Linked DNA regions of Mus musculus: all the other regions are linked to region 1. The links are chromatin loops, found by intact Hi-C in ENCODE. Cell type or tissue: heart. All regions are shown on one strand.

What was found. Hi-C counts contacts between places; a loop is a spot of excess contacts. Peaks named below come from ENCODE experiments on the same cell type or tissue, not always from the same donor. Only the 100,000 strongest peaks of a DNase experiment are listed, where the experiment ranks them.
Region 2: it touches region 1 in a loop (3-fold over the local background); 11 of 42 quality-filtered maps call a loop at or near these places.
Region 3: a loop joins it to region 1, with 2.0 times the contacts of the local background. A loop is called at or near these places in 8 of 42 quality-filtered maps.

Annotation. Positions count from the first base shown.
Region 1 is chr1:53,887,252-53,895,251 of GRCm38, forward strand. It overlaps Hecw2 (HECT, C2 and WW domain containing E3 ubiquitin protein ligase 2), which reads right to left. Exons shown (of 29, transcript NM_001001883.3): 15 at 3,875-4,009; 16 at 332-434. Among named protein-coding and RNA genes, the nearest start is that of Mir7681, 42 kb to the left of the region's middle. In heart, a CTCF peak has its summit at 3,313; no DNase peak of the experiment used is centred here.
Region 2 is chr1:53,769,514-53,777,513 of GRCm38, forward strand. Stk17b (serine/threonine kinase 17b (apoptosis-inducing)) reads right to left here. Exons shown (of 8, transcript NM_133810.3): 2 at 7,004-7,166; 3 at 2,097-2,309. The coding sequence starts at 7,125. Among named protein-coding and RNA genes, the nearest start is that of Stk17b, 12 kb to the right of the region's middle. In heart, no CTCF peak of the experiment used is centred here; a DNase peak (open chromatin) is centred at 4,678.
Region 3 is chr1:53,781,555-53,789,554 of GRCm38, forward strand. Stk17b (serine/threonine kinase 17b (apoptosis-inducing)) reads right to left here and starts at 3,661. Exons shown (of 8, transcript NM_133810.3): 1 at 3,520-3,661. In heart, no CTCF peak of the experiment used is centred here; a DNase peak (open chromatin) is centred at 3,687; H3K4me3 peaks cover 1,848 bases; H3K27ac peaks cover 1,585 bases.

The sequences.
Region 1 (8,000 bases):
ATACCACTTAAATTCTATCTCAGGATGCAGTGTATTTTAATTACATGTTTGTTCAAATGCTTAATTTACAATGATTGCAAATTATCTCATTAGATTTTTTTTTTCCTTTTACAATCCAATACTTGCTAAGTAGGACTATGGGATTTTATAAGGCAGAAGCTCTCTGGGACTCAAGGACAGGGTTCTGTTATATGTTTCTTAAAGATAATACAGTGGTTTTATGATACAAGGTAAAAAGTAGAAGGCAGGCCGCAGGCACAGATCAGCACAGTATGTATTCTATAAAATAATACGACAATACAGATAAAGATTTGTAGGAAGTGCTACATACCCACTGGAACCATGTCCTGGTACTGCGGCCTACTGACCGTATTGAATGTACTGGATGGCCTGGGAAGAACTGGTGGTCCTGCGTGCCGAGAGTCTTCTCCTACCTGGGAATGCAAGCAACAGTTATGTCTGCACCACAAGCCAGAGGACTTGGCACTGGCACCTCAAACCGAGTTGTTCAAAACACTTATCACAGAAAATGACCAACTGATCAGAACAGGTGCTAGCCGTGGGGCTGACACCAGGTCCTTGAAAGGTCTGTTCTTAAGGGTTGGTGCTGGTGGGGGATGTTGACACAGTCCTGTCCTTGAGAGAAGCTGGGTCAGTGAGTATATGTGGCTCGGTGGTTCAATCTGCTTGTAACTACCAAGACTGCAGAAGCAAAATAGTAGACTGGTTCATCAGGAATAACTTCTGCATGGACAGAAACCCAACCTGCCATAATTCAATCAACGGGAACAGCTGGGTGATACAATGTGGATCTGGGCTATGCCAGGATATTCCTTCCTTTATTTAGCTAGGCAGATGAGGGAATTCCCTGCCTCAGCAGAGGTGCTGAGCTGCAGTAAACTTCCTGTGGGACTGTGCATTAGGGCATTATCTCCTCAGAAGCAATTTTACATGCCCATTAGAGGGCCTGGTGCAACAGCTCTTTCTGGTTTGAGCCTCCCACACCAGACAGCTAACAGTAGCAGTTGTGTAAGACCTAAAAAAGGTCACCCTAGCCTGAATTACTTATTGTACCTATTATAGATTTAGAAACCCCTACAAATAGGTATCTACTCATTTGTGTTCTTCCAGGAAACTCTAACATTGCTTTAGTGTCTGTCCTAGAAGGAGGTAATATTGGATTTATAAATTGATACTTCTCAAGTGGAGGTTCTATCTCCTTCTGATGAAATCCTTATAGCCATATCATTATATTGCATTATTATATATTGCAATATATTAACAAATTAAAAATATAACTAATATTACATTTTTTGTGGCACTTTCTAAAGCTCTTCACAATAAAAGCTGCCTTTCTGTCCTCTCCAGGTTGCTTATTCTTCTGGAATGTTCTCATCCAAAGGATAGTTCAAACAGCCCCCTCCTCCATGAAACCTTCCCTTTCCTTCAAGCTGAAGTTAAGTATAGTTCTGTCCTCTGACTTCCCATGGTGTTTGGTATAGATTTCAAAACCAGTTGTTATTATTAACAGGTTTATTATTTGTTTCCTATGCCCTAATACAGATGAAAACAATAAAAAGGAAAGTCATCACTACCTAAAAGAGTATTAAAAATACAGCTTTCTGTCTCAGCTACTAAAAAAGGGTTTTCTTTAAAAAAAAGGGGGGGGGGTTCTTTTTTATTAAATAAATAGTAGGTGGTGTTTATGGGTGCCATGGTGTGCATCTGTAGGTCAGAGGGCAAATCTGTGGAGTGAGTTCTCTCCTTCTACTCTTTTCTGGGTTCCAGGGGGTCAAAGTCAGTTTGTCAACACGTGTAGCCAGGATTTTATACGACCCTCCTCTGCCCCAGCATCCTCATTGACCCTTTCAAAGTTTATCAAGGATTTTTACCCTTATTTTTATTCATTTAAAATATAGTTTTAAATTTGTTATCCACGTTAAGAACATGGGAAATAAGTGTTAATTATTTGTATTTGTTATACTCCCAACCACATGACAGCAGGTGTTTGTTACCACAGCAGAGATACAAGCTTGTCTACCAATTGTAGACATTGCTGAACAAAGCTAGGATGGTAACAGATCCATTATATAACCAGAAGTCTTCTCAGCCTGCTTCTAATGAGTTACTGGGTTTGAGGAAAACAGCCAGCCACTCTGGGGAGACCCAGTCATTCTCTACACACCCCAGGCAGGGAACTTTAATATCTCAATTCACCAGTCTATATGATTTCCTGTGTATCAACATTTCCTAGAACAGCCACAGGTCTTCTCAAAGACCTCACTTCTTAAAACCAGACCACAAGACAGTGGTCAATGCCTCCCAGAAATATAGGTAATGTTTCCAGCTATGTCCACTGCACTCTCAAGTGCTGTACCCTAAAGGGGATTCTCTGAGAAAGGCTGGAGAGTACTGTGGCTGTATGCTGTGTTACTCTGGTTCACTGTTCAGCTCCCAGCAATAGAAGAGAGATTTTCATTAAGTTGCTAATTTACTCTTGGGAGGCCCTGTTCCATGTCTGGATACCCCTAGACCATAGAACTCAAAGTTCTGAGCCAGATGTTCTAAAAGTGTAAGTCTAGCTATTAAACTTGTACATGTTTTCCCAGAAACACTGTCCTGACTGAACAGAAGAGCCACCTTCAGCTTGTGATGTCACAATAAAGTAAGCAGTTAAAGTACACTGTCTATGTGATAAAGCCAGGCAGTGTCCTAATTACACTACATATCTACATGAGGTCCAAGGGCGAGAGTTCAGTTGTATTTGGTAAGATGAATGCTGTTAGTATACTCCAGTTCACTAGTAATGATTTACAGGACATCAAGATAAAGATTTATTGGCTACTCATAAAACATAAATATTTTCGTGCATACCTCACCCTGCATTAGACTTATACATCATTTTTATATGAGCTTCTCATGTATATTCTTCTATAAACAGTGAACACGTAATGCGTTAAAGCAGAATGAACATTAGTGGGAAATTCCATGAGTGGAATTTTGATGAACTAAATCCAATTATTTATTGCATTCATATTTATTTTTTATAAGAAAGCCTTCAGAATATGTGACCTACAGTTTGATATTGGAAACATGATACGCATTTAGAAATGTCAGGCAGGAAAAGACTCTTAATTCCATTTGTCTGAGGGAATTTTTAGAAGCCACAGTATGCTCACAAGGCATAAACTTATATTAAGGAGAAGAAAATTCAACCACAAAAGTCCTTTTATGTATTTAAGTTGTTCAAAGAAAAGGGAAACAAGAAGAGATTTTTGTGTGTTTTGGGCTAGGGTATTGGAGAGCCCTCGTGTGGTTACTATGAACCACTGCAAACTGCCAAGGTAGCCTGTAGTGGGGTGTCCAGTCATACTTAGCCCATCTTCTCTGGACAATCAACACATGCATGCATCGGTTCTGCCAAGTACATTCTAATTTTAGACAATCCCAGCAGGATCCCACAACTCTATAGATTCACCCTCGGATTTAAGAAATTATTCTCTGTAGCTGACAAAACTTTAGCCCACTAAAAACTCATTTGCTTTTTTCTTATGAGACTATCCTTGGGTTATTATCTCCTGTAAGCATATTGCATATTACCAATTCTCTCTGAGTTAAATATGAGACTTTGTTCTTCAACCTTTTATCATATACCCCCAACTATTAAATTTAAAATTGAGCCTAAGAGGTACTTTCATCAACATTCTAAAACTTTTAAAGCATCTAAATGATACACTACAACTAAATTAAACAAACAAACAAAAAAACCCCAAAAAACAAAAACAAAAACAAAATGCCCCAAATAAGCAAACAACAAAAAGGCAATCCATTTACTATCCATCAACTGTTTAGTCCCTAAAGGGCCAGGACTCACCTCACCCGCACTGTGGCTGCGTTGCCTCGTCAGGTGTTGTCGATGAACCAATGCACTTGTGGGCCTACTGCTCTGAAGTGGGAGCCGAGGATCAATGAACGTGGTGGTCCGGGAGTTGTGGTCGACAAAAAACGCCTAGGATACAATCCACTGCATTAGCAGAGTAGTCAACACACACTATACACATGTTGCAGCCAACCAAGAATACGGCACAGTCAGGAAATTACCCACTTCTGAGTAGTAATCTTGGTTTGGTTTTCCCATAATTTCCAATCCTTGGAATAATTTTTTATATCCATTAAGAAAAGGGAGAATAGAGAAAGGCACACCTAGCCTGGATCTGGAATGAGGGAAGCAGGAAGGAACATTATACTTGGTTTTAGAAAATGCTCTAAAAGATAGTCATCTAGATGTGGTCCAAGAAGGATGCCACAGGGTGGACGCTTGGACCTGGGTGTGGCAGCACATGCCTGCAATCCAGCACTCTGACTGTGGGAGCAAAAACATCCTAAGTAGAGGCTACCCTGCGATATGGAGGGAGGTATTGTTTCAAAACAAAACAACAGTCATAGCAATGAGCAAAGGGGGCATTTGGACTCCTTTAACTGCTGCGGCTGGGCTCCTCCCGTACCTGGTTATTAGAAATTTCTAATCATCGGAAATGTCACCATCACACTTCCTTCTTTTCTAATGCTGTCAGCCTCTAGACCCTTCCATTTTCCCAGTGTCCCCTGAGCACCACTCATTTTATTAAGTAAGGTGGTTTCTAGTTGTTCGTAACTCTAAATATTTTTATTCCTTGAGCCTTTTATAAGACTGTTTCTTCTCAGTAGTTTGATGACATCATTACTCTGAAACAAACTTTCTATTGGCTACCCACTATCTCTAAGTCATTCCAAACATTGGCTAGTTTTCAGGGTTCCTAAAAAAATAAAAAATATAAATAAATAATAAAAATCAAAGTATCATAAAACAAAGCAGAAAAACTACCAAGGAAATGTTTCCAGTCCCTTCTCATACTATGGGATTTCTAAGTGCAAAGACTGAGTAGGCCTTCTCCACCTTAAGAGATGAAGCATTCTTTCTCTCAAGGCAAAACACATGAGTGGCAGTCCTCATGGCCTTGTATTGACAAGCTCTGTCCTCAAATTTCATGCCAGCCTTCACTTTATCTAGGTGTCTTATATTCCTGACCTTACTCTAATGTCATGAAGGAACAATCATTCTTATAAACAAGCATGTTTAACTCCTGCCTTTACAAAGCAGATATTATCATCAAGTCTCTTTTTTGTATAAATTAACAGCAAGATTTTATTGTAAACATAATAATATAAGGAAATGTAATATATATAATCATATATATAGTATATAATATTATTATAATGTATTACTTAAGGGAAAATTCAAAAAGTGCTAAAATAGTATTGCCTAATTATGTAGCACTTTAGGAATGCTCTCAAGAGATGGGTGGTGATTAGAGGCACCATGATGCACTTATAATTACAAGCACAAATGGGTGTCTGCATGTAGGTCAGTGCTGATTTGCATATAGTGTCAGAACCTAATTTGATGTTAACAGGCTTGTTTAAAACCCATTCTCTGAAGAGTTATGTAAATGTCTTGAGGGAAGGCACCTTGCCTTACTCACCCTATCCTCCTCAACAGCTTTTAGGGCTGACCTGGGAGAGAAGAGAGGGACCGAGGAAATACCTAAGGGCTCCAAACAGATTCCCAACAAGAGGACAAGGTGACAGCTTTCTCCCTCCTAACTAACCAAGAATTAAAATAACACAAAAATATTTAAAGATGCAGAAAAATTAGAAAGAAATGAAAGGGTTATATGGAATATAAGCTATGAAAACCTAGAGAAGTTAAGAATGTAAACAGGAGTGGAAGTTTTGAAATTCAAATTATAGATATGAATAAACTCAAAATTAAAAGGAATCAAGTATGTTTGCTCTCAGACCCTAGGACAAGGTACTGAGGTGTGTATCTTACATACCAAAGCAGACCTGCCCTCTAGGCTCTCTGAGCATCCCTAAGTCCCTACCCTGCCCCAACTGTGAACTTTCCAGCCCTGGGCTGGGCTGCCCCTCCTCCAGAGGCTCTTCCCTATACAATCCAGACATTTTGCATGTTCTCGTTCTCTCTCTCTCTCTCTCTCTCTCTCTCTCTCTCTCTCTCTCTCTCTCTCTCTCTTCCTCCTCCTCCTCTCCCTTCACCTTCTCTTCTTTCTCTGTGCACAGAACCTTTCTTCCTCCCCACCCCCACCCCCATGGTGACTTCCCTGGCTTCCCTGGAGGCCAGTGAACTTGCCTGAGGGCAGTTCCCCAATAAACCTGCATTTAGTATAATCTAATCTGGCTTGAATGCTTAGGACCTACAGAAGGACTCCCTGCTAATCAATGCTAATGTACTTTTGGGAAAACTGCCTCCAATATTTTAAGGCTCCATTTTCTTCTCTATTAAATTATGATATCATACCTACATTGTGACACCATTCCTATTAAATTATGATGTCACACCTATACAAACTAATGAGAAAGTTCATATACATTTTAAAACATAATTTCTATAGCATTTCAAATAAGTATTACTGTTTGTTATTGTCATGAATAATAGTTTTCAATTTTAAGCCTTTTTTCTAACCATTACAAAGTTTCTTGCTATGGTCCATGCACAAGGCTGGAAAAAGAAGCCACAAGGACCCATAGAGAATCAGTGAAAGCAATTATCCCGGTCTCCTTGTATCTGAGGGTCAAGACTAAGTGGAATACACCACTTGTCAGAGCCTCCTTCCCGGGGACACAGGTGAGTCCTCCTGCTCACCCTCTCCCCTGTTCTCTAAAGTAAGACTGTAACAGCCAACATACTAGGACAATGGAAATGGATAAGCAGGAGACAGAAAGAACCAGGGGGCTCTTGCAACCCCAGGAACCTCCTAATAAACTCAGCTCACTGACCTTTGAACTTTGGCGCGTGGATAAATACACCCTCCCAAATAAACTCTGTATAGGTTTTCCTGGTTACAGTGTAGACATGCCAGTCCTAGCTGGTCTCCCTGAAAGCTCCGCTGTCGAGCAAACATGCCTTTCTAAACTCCAAGCTGGAGCCGCCATCTCCACAGAGGGTTTCCATTATTTGATAAGTAAAGACATCTGAGTATTGGTCACTGTTCACACAGTTGTGCCACAATTGTAGGTTTCAGTGATACAGTTGGGAACTTAAAGCTAGGACCCGAATCCACCTTTCCCCTGACTTCATAACCCAATGAGAACCATCTCCTTTTCATAGCTCTTCTATGCTATTTCCTCTGGCTTCTCTCACACCTCCTCCCAGTCTGGTTTTGGCAAAGCGCTGAAGTATGCCCTCAACTGGGGCTGAGAATCACAGCCACTCACAGGGAGTGGCTTTTCCACTGCTGCAAGCTGAAAACACCGCTTCTGGTTCAGCGGCCCAATCCACACCTGTCCAGTTCTCACTGCTAACATGCTGGAGGCATGGCCATAGGCAGGAAAGAGGTCCTGTGTGCACATCCTAAGGGGCTCTTTGTCAGAATCAGATGGAAAGCGTATATTGGGTGTGCACATGTCCCTCCAGTCTCTAGTACCTGAGAGGAAAGGTCTTGAGAGTCTCTATCATTGCCACAGATCTAGGGCAGGAACAGGAAACAGCGCCCAGGAGCAAGCCAGCACACCTCTGCGTGTGTTTTGGCTCTGCTCAGGGTCCTCTGTGTGAACTTGGATTGGTTTCCTTATTATTTTGCTTTTTTAGCTTATTTGTAAAAGTGTTATAAAAGGGGTGACTCAGGTCACCAGCAAGTTGTTAAAAAGCGTAGGTGACTTTAAAGTGAAATGGGTCCGGGTTTCATTTCCAGCACCACCATGAGTAAGCAAATACAGAGCAAGCATGGAACTTCAGCAGGAAAAGTGTAGGCTGGCTAGCTCCGTCGGTGACACACATCAGTTGGATCACTTTCCACAGGGAATGCTAACTAGTTCAGATGAGCGATGAAGTTGACCTGGTCCCTTTTTTAAAATGTGGGTCACTTTCACCTCACAACTTTTGAATAGCCTGCAATTACTTCTGAGTATCTAACGTGTAACTGTCTGAAACTTCATTTAAA
Region 2 (8,000 bases), 120 kb before region 1:
TCTGGCCAAATTGTTAGGATTAAATGAGAATGCCCAGTGTAACACTGCCATCCAGAAAGTGACAGACACGCTTGAGCCCCAATCCTAGCAATTACCTTTAGTCTTAAAGTTACTTTAAGAGATTAAATACACTAATCTACCACTACACTTGCTGAGGGCTAGTTCTATCTCAGCCAGAGAGAGGTATTTAGATCACAGTCAGTCCTATTAAATTTGTTGGATAGGGTTCCTAGATCCATTTTCAGATTGTGAACATGACCTATGCATAAAATACATCATGATTCTAAGGAATTTTGTTGTAGCTCTTCAGACGATCTCCAAACAGGATTTTATTAACACAGTCAATGTCTTGTATTCATCTCTATACCTAGTATTTTATTAGCTGTTTTTCTAATGTTTATGCTTTTCCCATAATTTATAGGAAAAGAACTAGAGCAAAGGCAGCTGAAGAACTTTTGACAAAAATCATCATAAAATGCATGAAAAATGAAATGGCATTGGTAGTATCCTAGTATTTCCTGCTATGCTAATTTACTCTGAAGCTTCTAGAATATACTTTTATGTATCTTGTTCTGAGAAATGTATATACTACTCATTGTTCAGTAAACTACATGTCAGTTTAACCTTTTAAAAATCATCATTTCCGGGCTAGAGCGATGGCTCAGAGGTTAAGAGTACTGACTGCTCTTCCAGAGGTCCTGAGTTCAATTCCTAGCAACCACATAGTGGCTCACAACGGTCTGTAATGGGATCTGATGTCCTCTTTTGATGTGTCTGAAGATAGCTGCAATGTACTCATATACATTAAATAAATAAATAAATCTTTTTAAAAAATAATTTTCATTCACAAATTATTTTAGTCAAATCTATTTTCTTACATAAAACAATTGACTTAAAAAAAAACCCATATGAACAAATCTCTACTTCCTTACAATATGAATCCTAAAACGAAGCTCACAGGAGATGGGGTGGGAACTCAGAAAGCATGAGGCCCAGGTTCTGATCACAAAGCAGGTGTGGTGGCCTGCCTACAACCCTAATGCATAGGAGATAGCGACAGAGCATCTAAGGAGCAAGCAGGCCAACCAGACTGGCAGAAAGGGCACACTCCAGGTTTACTCAAGGACCCACCCAGTCTCAATGTATAAGATGAAGATCAATTGAGAAGACACCTAAAATCTATCTCTGAGTTCCACATGCTTGCACATGCTTGTGCATACCACACACACACCAAACGTGCATCACTCACACTCCATGTACATATATACACATACAAATAAAGTAAAATAGGACAAATACACTGTCACATTCAAAGGGCGATGCATTGTATACATTGACTGGTAAAAAGAATTCCTCTAGTTTGTAGCATTATTTTCTCTAAAACAGTACTTTCCTTTTTTAGTTTGTGCTGAAGTAGATTTACTTTACTAAAGCCTATCAAAACAGGTGGTGAACTCAGTATTAATTTACTATTCTCTTTCATATATTGTCCATCTTCAAAAACTAGTAAGTGTATTTGATGCTGAACTTGGTTAGCCAGCCATGGGGATCTTAACAGTCTGACACTCATAACACTTCATCCATTACTGAGTGCTTTAGTGTTTGCAATTGTTCACTAACCAGACGGATTTTTTTCTTTTGGCTACAGTTGCTGACATTGCTTTTTAAATCCTATGTACTATAAATGGCATAACAATGTAGTAGACATCTTTTACAAGCCCTCTTCTTGCATCATTTCTTTGGACATGTTTTACTAAACAGATTAGCAAAACATAAAACATGGCTTCTATTTTATTTGTTATTAGATTATTTCTAGACAAAACCCTCAAGTTATAAACTATTAATATGGAATTAAATTATTGCAACTATATTCCCAAATTGTTGGGTTGACTATGTTTGTTGCCTGCTGTAAATGAATTTTGGCCTAGATGTTTGAGGCTACATATTTAGCCTTGGAAAAAAAATGTACAAATATAAACTATGTCTCTCTAATATTTTATCAATAGTCAATGTTGTCATACTGTTGTCATCTGACATTCTGCATCGTATTCCACCAATTACAATAAACACCTTAAATGTATGAAGCACATACTTACTATTCTAACACCAAAATGATTTCCGTTGCATTTTCGTAGACCTCATGCAGATTAATCACGTGGGGACAAGACCTGGCCAGCTCCAGCACAGCTATCTCATGCAGAATTTCCGCCCGGCAATCCTGCCCTCTTCTCCTCTTTTTCAGGGATTTGGCAGCATACTCTTGTCCAGTTGATTTTGATATACATTGTCTAACCACAGCAAATTTTCCTCTAGAAAGAAAGAATAGGGAAACTTCATAACTCCAACTTAAGGTGAAGTCTTTCACGTATCTGTGCCATTAGGAAATTTTCTTTTTTGTACAAGCTGACACAAATACTATGTGCTCTTTTATTAAGTCTACAATGTTACTGTGTAAGTGTAGGCAATTATCATAGCAGAATAAACTATTGTTTTTACTATCAGTATAATACATTTCAGTGTACCTGATAATATCATGTGCCTAACAACACTATGCCTCTAACAGATACACAAGGGATATGGATCCTATGGAGGGTATTCAAATGTATTTTGGGATCATGTAAGAAATTAAGGATGATCAACAGTTTGGTATAAAAACACCCGGTAATGTCACATCTGTCATTTTAGGAAATTATATATGTTTTTATCTCTTTAATAGAAGTACTTAGCATCTTACCCAAACTTAAAAGCACAAAGATTATTTCTCCTGGTATATGCATATATTATTATTATAAGCATTTAGTTTTTCAAAGATATAAAGCTATTCTGAACCTAAGATTAGTCTAAGAACTAACAAACTATTGATTTGCACACTCCAAAAAGAGGCAACATGACCTTAGACAGGGAGGTTTACATTCAATCCCAGAGGGTTTTCAGATTGAAGCCTATCATAAACCTGCTAGGCTCTACTCTAAAAGATCCCAATTTAATAACTAAGAATAAACCACATTCTAGTTTCTGGTACTAACTTGGGTACAAGTAAATCTCCAGAAACTGGTATTTTAACTCCATTGCTGCAGCTACTCTCAAAAATATACTTCTAAACATAGATGGTCAGCTGATAGCAGGGTCAACCATTTAACCTAAGTGGTTTAACCCCCTGTGTGGGAGTTAGGAGAAGAAATTGCTTGCCTGCATTTTATTTGTTACTCACAAGAACCAGAACAACAGTTTCCTCCTCATTATTTTCCAAATACCTCAAAAATCAGTGTCAATCTAAAACATGTAGCTAATAATTAAAAATAAAGTATACAGTCTATAATATGAAGCCTACATACCTCAATGAAATAAACTGCCTATACAAACCTGATCCTTTACTGTTCAGTGCCAAGAATTTCTAGCTTTCTTGTCTCACAACTATGGAACAATTTCTCCCCTTAAAATGGATTTGTTTATTAAGTTTAACAATTACCAAGTCTTACTTAGATACAGAAGCAAAAACTTGTCTAAAACAGAAAAGGGAGTTGAGGTTTTAGAAAAACCCTCACCTTGTAAAATTTAGGAACCAAGCTAGGAAACCAAGGACATTACATATCTGAAAGACAGGGCATTTACAGTTGTGATGACGTCACTACTCTCCAGTTACCTGAAGGTATCTATGAACTAGAATTGCTTCAAAAACAAGTAGCAAGATTAACAAGTTTCATCTATTTTTACCTCACTATTTCGGCTTCCTAAGACTCTCTTAAACTACTCTTACATTCATGAGCTCAGGACAAAGTTGCGCAAATGTCATGGGTGATGGTTCTTTTGACAGTGTTCACTGCTAAGGGAACACTCTATGAGGACAGGGAACGTGTCTAATCTAATTAATCAAATCTATTAAAAAAATCTATACTTAGCTAACTAACACTTAATATCACCTGAAATGTTTCTGAGCAAATGCTAGAGTCTGAATATCTACTGTAACACCACACATTGTGCTGTTTTTAAATCCACATTTGCTCCTCCTCTTCTTCCTACTCCTCCTCCCCCTTCTTCCTCCTCCTCTTCTTCCTCCTCCTCTTCTTCCTCTTCTGTCTCCCCCTCCCCACTTCTCCTCCTCCTCTTCTTCATCATCTTCTTCTTTCTTTGGTTTTTTGGGACTGTAGCCCTGGCCATTCTGGACCAAGCTGGCCTCCCACTCAGAGATCCACAGTTGCCTCTGCCTCCAGAGTGCTGGGACTAAATAAAGGTGTGCACCACCACTGCCTGGCTCACATTTGCATTTTTAAACATTTGAGAAAGTTACATCAACATACTTATACAATTTCATATGCATATATTCATATAAATACTGTGAAGCAAGATAAATATTTTACCATTATTATCAGAGGCTTTAGGCGAAAAGAACAAGTACCTACTTTCTATCCTTAGATGCCAGTTGTAGTTTAAGACGTCTAACAGTAATCTTTAAACTATGTTCCTATACCAAACTGAAGAGAAGCCGTCAAGAGAATGTAAAACCTTAATAATAACATAAAGGGCAAGGCTGACTAGATTTCCCAGCAATGAAAAAGGTCTAGCTGTTACCCACGGCATTCTAAAACACACAATAAAACACCAAGGGATGGGGAGGGTAAGCCACAAAGGAAGCTGACGTTTTATTTCTGAATCTGCCTCCCCCTTCTAACCACAAGGCCGATGAAACTTTGCCTCAGCTGGGGGAGGGGTGGAAAAAACTTACCCAACATGGTAAAAAACAGGAACAATGCAGTTTAGTGAAAAATGAACTTAGACTTACGTTATATATTTCCCTTTGTGTTGCTTAAAGGACATTTAAAATTAATTTTTAAACACGGCTGGTATGGACAGATAACTTGTAGTTTTCTATATGCTAGAATTATGTTTCTAAATTACAAAATATGCAAACCTCCTAGAGGAAAGAAAAGAATGAACCCCAACTTCACTTCATCAAACAAGCTCACTAAGTCTGGTTAAGAGCTTGACAGATTTTTAAGATTTATGGAAGGCTTTAAAAATTAGAATTTTTAATTGCCAACGCTGAAAATTAAATATAACAATATTTATCACATGAGTCACTAGCCCAAAGCAATTTAAAGATGTGATTTAAGTCTCTTCCATGAAGCTATCTGATTCTGGGACACTAGGAATCTGACTTTTGTTTTAACCATAACCTATAACGAGCTTTTGCTTTAAAAGCAAACTTAGTCCAGCTCAGGCTGGTTCCTTATGCCATCCCTTCACCTGCAGACAGTGTAAAGTTAACAGTGACCCCACGCAAGTCCTCTACAAAGTTAAAGGGAAAAAGCTCTCTTTAGCCTCGATGCCTATTATTTTGAAGTTAACCTAATAAAGTTACTCATCCAAATAGTAACCTAGAAAAACAGGTAAGAATGCTCAAGTCTTTGTCTAAGTATCTGTTCAGAGCAATTTCCAGTTGTTTTACAATAAAAGGCAACTTGAACATATTTAGTCTATCTTCTCAACTAAGTAAAAGGAGATAATACTCAACTAAGAGGATCACTGATCACAAATTTTGATCCAGAGCAAAGGAAGCTCAAGTAACTAGCTTAGTCAGAATAATATGATGCTATATGACACAGACCGGGCATCCCTAGTAATAAAAATGGATAAGAAGAAAGGGGGACAAGGAGGAAAGAGAGAGGAACAAAATGTGGAAGGAGACACACGGGCATCTAATGGCTTCAGCAGTCTTCTCACAAAGTAAGACTGTGAACAATACTGTGTCTAATACTAGGCCCTTCGTTTTAACAGAAACAATCAAAAGCAGAAAGTGTCCCAGAAGAGGGAAATTGAACAAAGGAAGTCCGTCTGGATAGTGTGCCACACGATACATACTTAGGGAAACTAATGATGTCCAGCTTTGTTTAAATATTTGAAAGACGGTCAAGTATATACTGAATGTAGCTACCAAAAGGAAACCATGTCTATTTATGAAGGAGAGATTAGTAGAGCAAGAAGCAAAATATTCTATGTCTGTGAGATGGTCTCATCTCTATGTTATGAAAAAGGGGCTTTATGAAACATCTGAAAAAAGGAGAAAGGCCAGGACTTGCCTCTACCTAAAACATAAAAGACACAAGCAAAGAATTACCTTTCCTAGTCCAGGCAACTTGAGATTCCACACTGAGATCAGACTGGTTTTTTGTCTACCCATCAATAGAAAACACTTTGTAAACCACTGTAGCATAAGCCAAACATTTACCTCCATACAAACACACGTACACAAAAAACAATATGATCTAACTCTTCATAACCATGCTTACTTTAAACCTAAGAAGACACACAACAGATGAGTGACTTGGCACAGGTTTCCTAGTACATACTAAAAAGTTACTGTAGTACTCAATGTCAAGGGCACGCTTGGCCATAAGAAGTGCATACTTGATTAAGCCAAGAATTTAGACAGGCTTCTACTAATACAGAAGACCAATTCTTTGTAATATAAAACTGTGATATTAGATATGAGTTAAATATTCTTAATTTATGAGGGTATGTACATATGGAGTAAGGAAGTATCTCTTTCTATTTTAGACAGACACAGTAGCTAGGAATGGAAAAATCAAAATGTATTGAACCAAAACATATAACACTGTATTAGCCCTTTACAAATATTAAGTAATTTAACCCTAAAAAATCTACACAAATAAATACAATTATCCTTATCTCTTTTTCAGATGGCAGTGAGAGGTGTTGTAATTTAACTGAAGTCACACAGGTAATCAATGGCAGAGCCCAGATGAGGACTTGGCAGCCTGAGCTGTCCCTTCCCATTCACAGACACAGAAGCAAAAAGAAATGAGATCTGGAGCTAGGTGGGATATTTGATATGAACTCCTCCACAGATTTAATTTTCTGTTCAGCTAAGAAAATAGAGATGAAAGCTTTTCTTTCTAATCACTGATAACAGTTCTAAGTTTTATAACAAATAAAACACTGAATTTAGCCAGCACACATATCAAAGATATCAAAGTTTCCTTACCTCCCAAGTTCTTTTGGGGTAAGAGTATAGAAATTATTAAAATTCTCTGTTTTAATCGGCGTTTGAGGGGTTGTAGTTAGCAAGCCTGAGACACTTCGGCAATCGAATCTCCTCCGAGACATGTTGATGACTGCCAGACCTGCTTCTCTAGGCAGACTTTTACCTAGTTAAAAGAAGAGACAGGAAGAGAGAAGATGGAACTTAAATGTAACTGAAAAACAGAGACATTATCTCAGGCAGGATGTGCATTACTTACACAGCTCCAAATATAGTATTAAGATAGAACAACATAGATATGCTGATTTCAGGAGCTTATTCTATTCACAAGCGGAAAACGCCAGAAGCACACATAGACATAAATTGAATGGTAACTAAGCACAGCTACTGACTTCATTTAAAAAGAAACTGCTATAAAAATAGTGAGAAATGGTTATGATGCAGGTGGAAGGAGGTATCATTAGTATTGACTGTGAATTGCTATTCTTTAAATCCATGGCTTCCACTCACCTGTGGAATTTAATATAGTAATGTAATGAATATTTGTTTTAACTTAACATGTCCACAAACTTGGTAGCAAATTCACATTTTGTGCATTATATTTCTGTCCCACATAAATCAAGAAACAGAACTTGCTCATGGATTGGCTACTTTCCAAAACTAAATCTAGAACCACCCCCCTAGACCTTAACAGTTCTACCCTTGGCACAACCCAGTACTGAAAACTCTATTTTGCTGGGTCAATGACTGATCATAAATAAATTACCAACCCAGAGTCAAATCCATATCTGAAGTTCATAGTCTGAAACTTTTGGTACTTTTAGTATCAAATTACTATTTGATATTAACCAAATCTGTGTAATTATGGTAGACTCTCAGCCACGTCTATCTATGAAAGATCAGGAGTTATTCTGCTAGGACTCTCCCATAATACCCCTCTAGTGTCTGTTGCTGTTGCTACATCACCCTCCTCACCTCCTGCTGAGAACAACTGTTTTTT
Region 3 (8,000 bases), 110 kb before region 1:
CTTAAATGGCTACTTTGTATTCATGCTCTGCCCCAGGAAGCCTTGCCTCAAACCCACAGGTTGACTTAAATGTCTTTTCTTTATGCTTCAAACACGAGAACTCTGGACATACCAATTTACCTGAAAATTTAACATTAGAGTGCAATCATATTTTCTGTCAAAGGACAATAACCTTTTACTTGAGTTTAAGCAACTCCGAATGGGGTACCTGGTAAGAATTAAAAACTGTTTGAACAAAATGCTATAAATGATAAGGTACATCCAAAGGGATTACGCGGAACTGAGACTCATCTTGAAATTGCAGTATCGGAGCCTTCAAAACAGTCTCTGCTTACTTTAGTAGTTGGTTAAATACAAAATATTTAAAACTGCTCGTACAGAACTTCTTTTTCAAAACAAGGAAGCCACATAACTCAGAAATCAAATAAAATTATTTTATCACCTATTATAATGTAAGATTTAAAAACAAAAAACAAAAACAAAAAACAAAAACCATTTAGTCTGCTCTAACTGTTCCAGACTAGGCGACCACTTGTTTTCATGTAAATGCTTATGTTAGCTAAGAACATCCTGAAAGCCACATACTTGTCCTATCCATAGACCTTCATGAAGTAAATGTGAATGACTATGGCAGCCAAGCAACTTCTCTATACCACATGGGCACCAACAAGACTGAGCTGTGTCTAGGAAACAGATAAACTGAAGGTTTACTTATCTAGCATCTAGAAGAAATAAGAACTTTCTGTTCGTTCAAGGATGTGTTTTAGTTGGCCAGGGACTGGAAGACAGCATTAGTGTTGACAGACGATTTCTATGTTCTATGTACTCTACTCACAGCACTGTACTGTTATGTTTGTTTTTAAACACTGAACAGCAAGCAAAATCCAGTAATTTAATTCCCTGAAAATTACAATGGGAAGCCAACTGACTCTAGTCCAACCACTAGAGTATAGATTACAGCGGGGTTACGTCCCAGGCAAGGAACCTCAGCCTGACACTGGGCCAAGACAGTAAGGCCTGATGCCATCCCCACCCACCTTCAGAAAAAGAAATAGATCCTGTAATTGTGAAGTAGGGTGAGAAGATGTTGAAAACCGGAAATAATGGCGGGCTCATCACTCATCAGATGGAAAATTGGATTTCTGTTGTAAAATAAATTACCGTACCCTTTACTAATAACACCTCTGAAATAATGTTTGTTCAGTAACTGTTACAATGTAAACTGGAATCTAATTCTTAAAGGGTTAAAAAAACAACTACCATTTTACAATTAAAATTTCTCAATGCTTAAAGTACATCCTCTTTTGCACTAGTTGGAAAAAGCAAAGTGATCAATCAAAATATATCATGTATAAATATAAATTCAAAAAAGGGGTTCATTTACATGCACAAGATAATTAAAAAGAATATTTCTCTGTCTTGAACTCAGTTCAAAAACACATCCTTTTCAAAATAGTCTGGTATAGATAATATAAACTATGTGTAGTTGCATATATAGCTCTTTTGGCAGAGTACCAACTTGCATGCACAAGGCATAGGTTCAGTCCCCAACAGTGCCATATAAGTAGACAAATAATCAAAATTGAGCTGATAGTGCGGGCCTTTAATTTCAGAACTTGGAAGGCAGAGCCAGGCAGATCTCTTGAGTTCAAAGCCAGCTAAGTCTATAAAGTGAGACCCTGTCTCAAAAGACAAAAAGCCTTTAAAACTGGCAAGCAAGACTCAAGTGTAGAGTAAATGTCAAGATGCAGGAGGTAAGAATTTTAGACACAGGAAATAAGCATTATAATATATCATATCTTGAGAAAATTTAGTTTTAAACTGAGTCTCTAAAAAACTGGGAGATTTTGACACAGAAATTCTTCCTTATAATTGTCAAGCAGCTACAAAACAAACCAATGAAAACATGGTTATACGTTCACTTAACCCCAATGACAAACTGTTCACTGTCAATACACACTGAAAAATGAAATTAGAAGTGTCTGCCATTAAATGCCTACATTGTCTATAGACATTAATTTAGATATAAATGGTAGACTGTTGATTTATGAAGTTTCTACTAAAATGCCACTTCTACCTTAACCAAAATGTAATTTTTTTCTTAATATTTTATTACATGCAAGTTTAGAGGTCAGAGGACAAGCTGTAAGTGTAGGTTTTCTCTTTCTACCATGTAGGCCCTGGGGATAAGGACATTTGAGTTGGTGTCAAGAACCTTTCCCAGCAGAGCCATCTCCTGAAACTAAATTCTTACTTTAAAAAAAAAAAAAAAAAAAAATCCAAGAAAAACTATTACCAATCTATCCACATACAAAAAATTTTGAAATCACAGAAATATTACTTCTCTAACTTAAGCATACTGTCATGTAAGTAAATTTACTTTAATAGTAAACCTTCATTCCAGAAAATTATCTAAAATGTATGTGTATCTCAAAAAAACCAATTACTTGAAATATTAAAACTACCAAAAAATTAAATTAATATCAAAAAGATTAGGTGAAAAGACAGGTCTAAAATTTGGTCACGATTTCCATGGACTAGTGTTTTTTAATATACACAATTTTAAGGCACTGTGATTCAATTTTTATGAAGTTGTTGAAAACCATTTCTGGGCATCTCACTGTGAAGACTGTACCAATGAGAAAGGAGTTTATATCTCTCCATAATAAAACTGTGCTCCTGGAGTTCTAAATTCCATGTTACATATGCCTCCACTTGCCTCGTTACCTCTGCAGACCTTGCTGCTCAAGGCACAGCCTCTCTCCCAGTCTTGAACACTTAAAAAGTCCACACGGTATCAAACCTGCCGGCGAGGTTCGGTGTTATCGGTACCATGTATGTAAACATGACGTCAGCCAAACCCTCAGTGAATGTCACACTGCAAGCTAATGATTATGGTTGAAATTCCTAGGCTTTCAGAAGTATTTCTTAATTCCAACTTGCAAGCTGAAGCCAGCGCTTCTCTAGTCCCAGCACAGCCACGGCCACTAGCCACCAGCCGGCCGGCCGTGAAGTTTCTTTCAACTTTGTCTCCACTCATCTATATCCCGAGAGTGAAGCCAAATTAAGCGCTTTTCCCACGGTAAGGCCGAGTCGGGATAAAGATCCAGACCGTGGCCATGATGTGGCTGTCTAGTCTGAGGATGGGTCACAAGTACAGAAGAATTCCCACTGCTTTAAAGCCAAAAAGTCACGGAAACAGCTGTGGCTCCCCACGCCGGGACTGACAGCGGCCCACGCGATGACCGCAAAGTTTCTCCCAGGCTGCTGGCCGGACGCGTCCACCCGCCCCGACGTGAAGGCGTCCCGCGCCCACAGCACGCGAGCCCCGGAGCCACCCGGAGGACCACGTCGAGACGCCGCGGAGGCTATCGGGCATGGCCGCGCTCAGGGACGCCGGCTCTGGCCTTCGGGCTCGCCGCAGGGTCCCCGCGCCCCCACACCGACCGCTCCGCCGCAGCTCCGCGCCGTCGCGGGTTCTGCCCTCCCTCCGACCGGGCCACGGCTACACGGGCTCACCTCGCACTCTTCCCCACAACGGCTGGTCGCCGTCAGCCAGGCCCCTGTGAGGCGACTCCCGGCGGCGACCGCACAGACGCTGACCGACGCTTCTTACAGTTGAGGTTTGAAAAGTGCAGCCGCGTCTGGGACACTGTACTTCGACACAGACTCCGCCCTCTGCTGCCCAAGAGCCAATCGGAGCGATTACGGAGGGTGGGGTTGTCACGTGGGGGCGGGGCGGGGCGGCGGCCGGCAGCGCGTGCTGTGAGGCCGGGCCTCAGGAGGGGGGCGGGGAGTGGGCGGAGCGCCGAGCGCCTGAAGACTTGGTTGCTGGATGTAGCCTAGAACTGGACAGTGTGCAGGCCGGGTTGGGGGGGGGGGGGGGTCCGCGCCTCTTTTCCCACTTTTTCCACCTTCAGAGTAGTTCCGGGATGTGTAAGTATCGGGACACAAGAGATGAAAGAAGCCGATGTCCGGGCTCTTTGACTTGTGATGATTAAAGTTCTGTGTTTCAAATCTTCCTTGTCCTCTTCCTTACCTCCTGAACCTACCCTACAAATAGAGATTCCAGCTTGCTATGGGTTCTTGAAGCCATAAATAGGACTCCAGGATCCTAGTCTCTACAGCTGGATGTCTTAAGACACTAACTAGCTCAAGACACTGTAGGAGAATCTGAAGATGAACTAATTGCTGGTTTACTGTGGTAGGGGAAATGAGGAAAACTTGTACCTGCTCAATGCCCATTGCTACTTTCTTTCTTTCTTTCTTTCTTTCTTTCTTTCTTTCTTTCTTTCTTTCTTTCTTTCTTTCTTTCTTTCTTTCTTTCTTTCTTTCTTCCTCCCTCCCTCCCTCCCTCCCTCCCTCCCTCCCTCTCTCTCTCTCTCTCTCTCTCTCTCTCTTTCTTTCTTAGCAGTGTTAGAACACAGGGCCTTTCACATGCTTAGCAAGGGTTCCACTTCTAAGTTCCACCCCCAGGCCCCCAGATCTGTTAACTATTGAAGACTGTTTAAAAACTGAAAGTTTCGTGCTAGATACAGTAGGTTTACATACATATAAGATCCTAGGTTACTTATACGTTTATATGTAGCATCTACACATAGAATCTAGAACTGCTGAAGGGTACTTTTTTAGTAGGTATAAAAAACTATTGGGAAAAATTCTGTGAGTGGAACTCTCTTGCTTTTAGAACATCTTAGCAACCATTTTATGTTCTTCCCCTGTCACATTTAACCAAGATTTCTTCAAGCCATCTGCTTGCCCTTCCAAGCAGTGTATGTCCCAGGACACATGCATTTAAAGTTATCAAAACCATTTCATGAGGTCTGTGTTGTTATTTAGACAGGCCTCAGTATAATGTATTGATTCTTTAAGTGTTGTCAAATGGATAATGTTGCATCTTTTTAGCCAGGGAAGCATAAATGTTAAGGTGTCCACAAACCAATGAGATTGTTCCCATACTTTCTTCCAGGAAACAGCAGCTGCATCCAAAAGTGTCAGTACCAAGGCTTAGCCAGTGCCCTCTTGGAGTTCCTTGTGATCGTTTTTGGTGTTTAGATGTTTGTAACTGTTTTAAACTTAAACAATTCCTTGATCTCCGGCTTTTGAATGTAGAGGCCGTGTTGTGTGTGTTTATGTGGGGTTGTGTGTATCTGTGTATGTGCACGTGGAGGCCAGAAACATTAATGTCAGGTGTCAGTCTCAATACCTCTCCCTTTAGTTTTTGAAACAGTCTCTCCCTGAACCTGTAGTTCAGCAGTTCAGCTTGGCCTGCTGACCAGTGATTTCCATGGGTCCATCTACCTGTATCCACTGGACTTACAGGTGACAGGATCAGGTACCATGTGTACAGCTTTTGACATGGGAATCTGTACTGTGGTCCTTGTGGTGATATGGTCATCATTTTTACCAACTGAGACAGCTCCCCAGCCCATTGCCAGCTTATTAAAAACAAGACAGACAAACAAACAAACAAACAAACAAACAAAAACGACGTTTCATTATGTGAGGAGTGTTTGTGTATGGGTGAGTGTGCCAGAGGAGGTTAAAGGTGTTGCCCCCAACACCCACCCGGAGCTGGAGTTAAATGTCATCAGCTACCTGATGTGGGTACTAGAAACTGAGCTCTGCTCCTCTACAAAAGCAGCAAGTGCTCTTGACCAATGAGTTTCTCTGCCACCACCACCACCACCCTCTTCTTGTCATCAGCTCCACCCCCATCCCCATTGTCACCAGCTTTTAAGCAGTCGTCTTGCATTTTATTTAATTTTGTAAGCAGGTTGCCTTCTCCAGCAATCAAACTCATTGTTGCTTCCAGCGTGCTCACCTGGAATTCACTGGTACGTGACAGACATTGACCTATGTGCTACTTTAATGCTCCTGTTCCAGACTCATTTTTGTCCTAACATCTGCCCTAAGCAACTTAGGGAACAAAGAGGTTTATTTCACTTACAATACCAGATATACAGTTCATCATTATGAGGAAGTCAAGGCAGGAACTTCAGACAGCTAGTTATATCACATCCACTCCAAGAACAGAAAGAGACTAGTTCATACATGCCCAATTGTTTGCTTATGCTCTGCTCTCAGCTCTGAAGCAGTTTAGAAACCCCTGCCTAGGGGATAGTGCTGCCCACAGTGGCCTGGCCTTCCCACATCAGTTAATGTAAGTAAGATAATCCCCGCAGGCATGTAGACTGGCCAACCCAGTGTAGAGAATTTCTTGTTAACATCTTAAGAGATTCTAGGTCAAATTAACAAAGTTAACCATTACAGTCGCATCACCTTGGGCCTGTTGTCAGACTTATGCTCTTCCAAAAGACATTCTGCTAAATTGGCTTGGTCTCTGGTACTGTGATTGAAGTAACAAGTAATTTCCTATTCTGGGGAGAACACTGTGGTCTCTCAAGGAAATTCAAGATTCAGTGCACTCATAGCCATGTATGTTCCTATTGTTATTCCTTGAAGAGGAAATCCTCCTATAGTGTGATGGCTATTCTGCTGTCATTACCTCTGCCCTATTTATTGAGCTGAGCTGATATCCTTGAGTGCCACTGACCAGAAACAGTGGTAAAAGACTAATTGTATTCTCCCAATTCATTTGCGCCTTATATGAACATTAAAATAGAAGAACCGTGTCTTCATCAACGTTTTATTGCCGTGACAAAACACCATAGCCAAAAAGCAAGTTGGGGAGGAAAAGATTTATTCAACTTATACTTTCAGTGCACAGTCCACCACTGTGGGAAATCAGGACAGGAACTCAAGCAGGGCAGGAACCCAGAGTTAGGATCTGATGCAGAGGCCATGGAGTGTACTGCTTACGAGGCTTGCTACCTGTGGCCTCCTTGGGCATGTATGAACTAGTTTCTTTCTGTTCATTGATCTACTCTGTTCATCACCATAAGGATAGGTGATCTTTCCCAGTCCATCCAGGCCAACCATCACATACTGACCAGAAAAACTGATTCTCTCTGATCTCATGTTGAGTGCCTCCAGATAGGGAGGATGGAAGAGGATGGTGTTCTGCACAGAGAAGGCTGCAAACTCAAACTCCCGCAGCATCCTTAAAAAGAATGCCTAGACTGCGTACCAGTTATTTATGTATTAAGGGCTTAGAGTTCAATCCATGTAGAAAGAGGGGGGAAAACACTGCTAACTGTTGTCTTAAGGTTTCTGTTGCTGTGATAGAAACACCACGTCCAGAAGCAACTGGGGAAGAAAGGGTTTATCTCATCTTACACTTCTGTATCATAAGTCACTGAAGGAAGTCAACGCAGGAAGTCAACACGGGAACCTGGAAGCAGGAGCTGATGGAGAAGCCATTGAAGAATGCTTACTACCTTGCTCTCTCATGGTTTGCTCAGCCTAGTCTCTTATATTACCCAGGACTACCCATCCAGAGGTGGCACGACCCAAGGTGATCTGGGCCCTCCCACATCAATCATCAAACAAGGGAATGTACCACAGGCCAATCTGGTGGGGGCTTTGCCTCAGTTGAGGTTCTCTCCTCCAGAATGACTCTACCTTGTGTCAAGATGACATAAAATTAGCCAGCAAACTTGACCATAGCCAAATACTCCAGATATTTGTGGCCAGATTGAAGATAGCCAGACACAGGAGGAGTCAACCATTTTTGTAGAGTGTGGCATAAATCTCCTCCCAACAGAGGAACTCATGCTGGATTGAGATCTGGCCTCCAAAGATATACTCTCTAAAGGATAGAGGAGATATCCTCTCTAAATAACAGGATGCTACTCTCAGATGTCAGTTAAAAATATCAGAGTGCCTTTATCCACAGTACTGTGCACATCACAAATGGGTCAGCCCCTCAAACCAAAGTACTACATCAGACTCCCCTGGCTCTCCTATACCTTGTTAGCAAAAGTAATTAGGGCAAGTCTCTTTAGCTAAGAAATGACTCAGGATGATTCAGGAGTCTTCCTCAAACTGTGACACAATTCATGATGAACTAGAGCCATTCTGCCGATCCAATCGCCTTC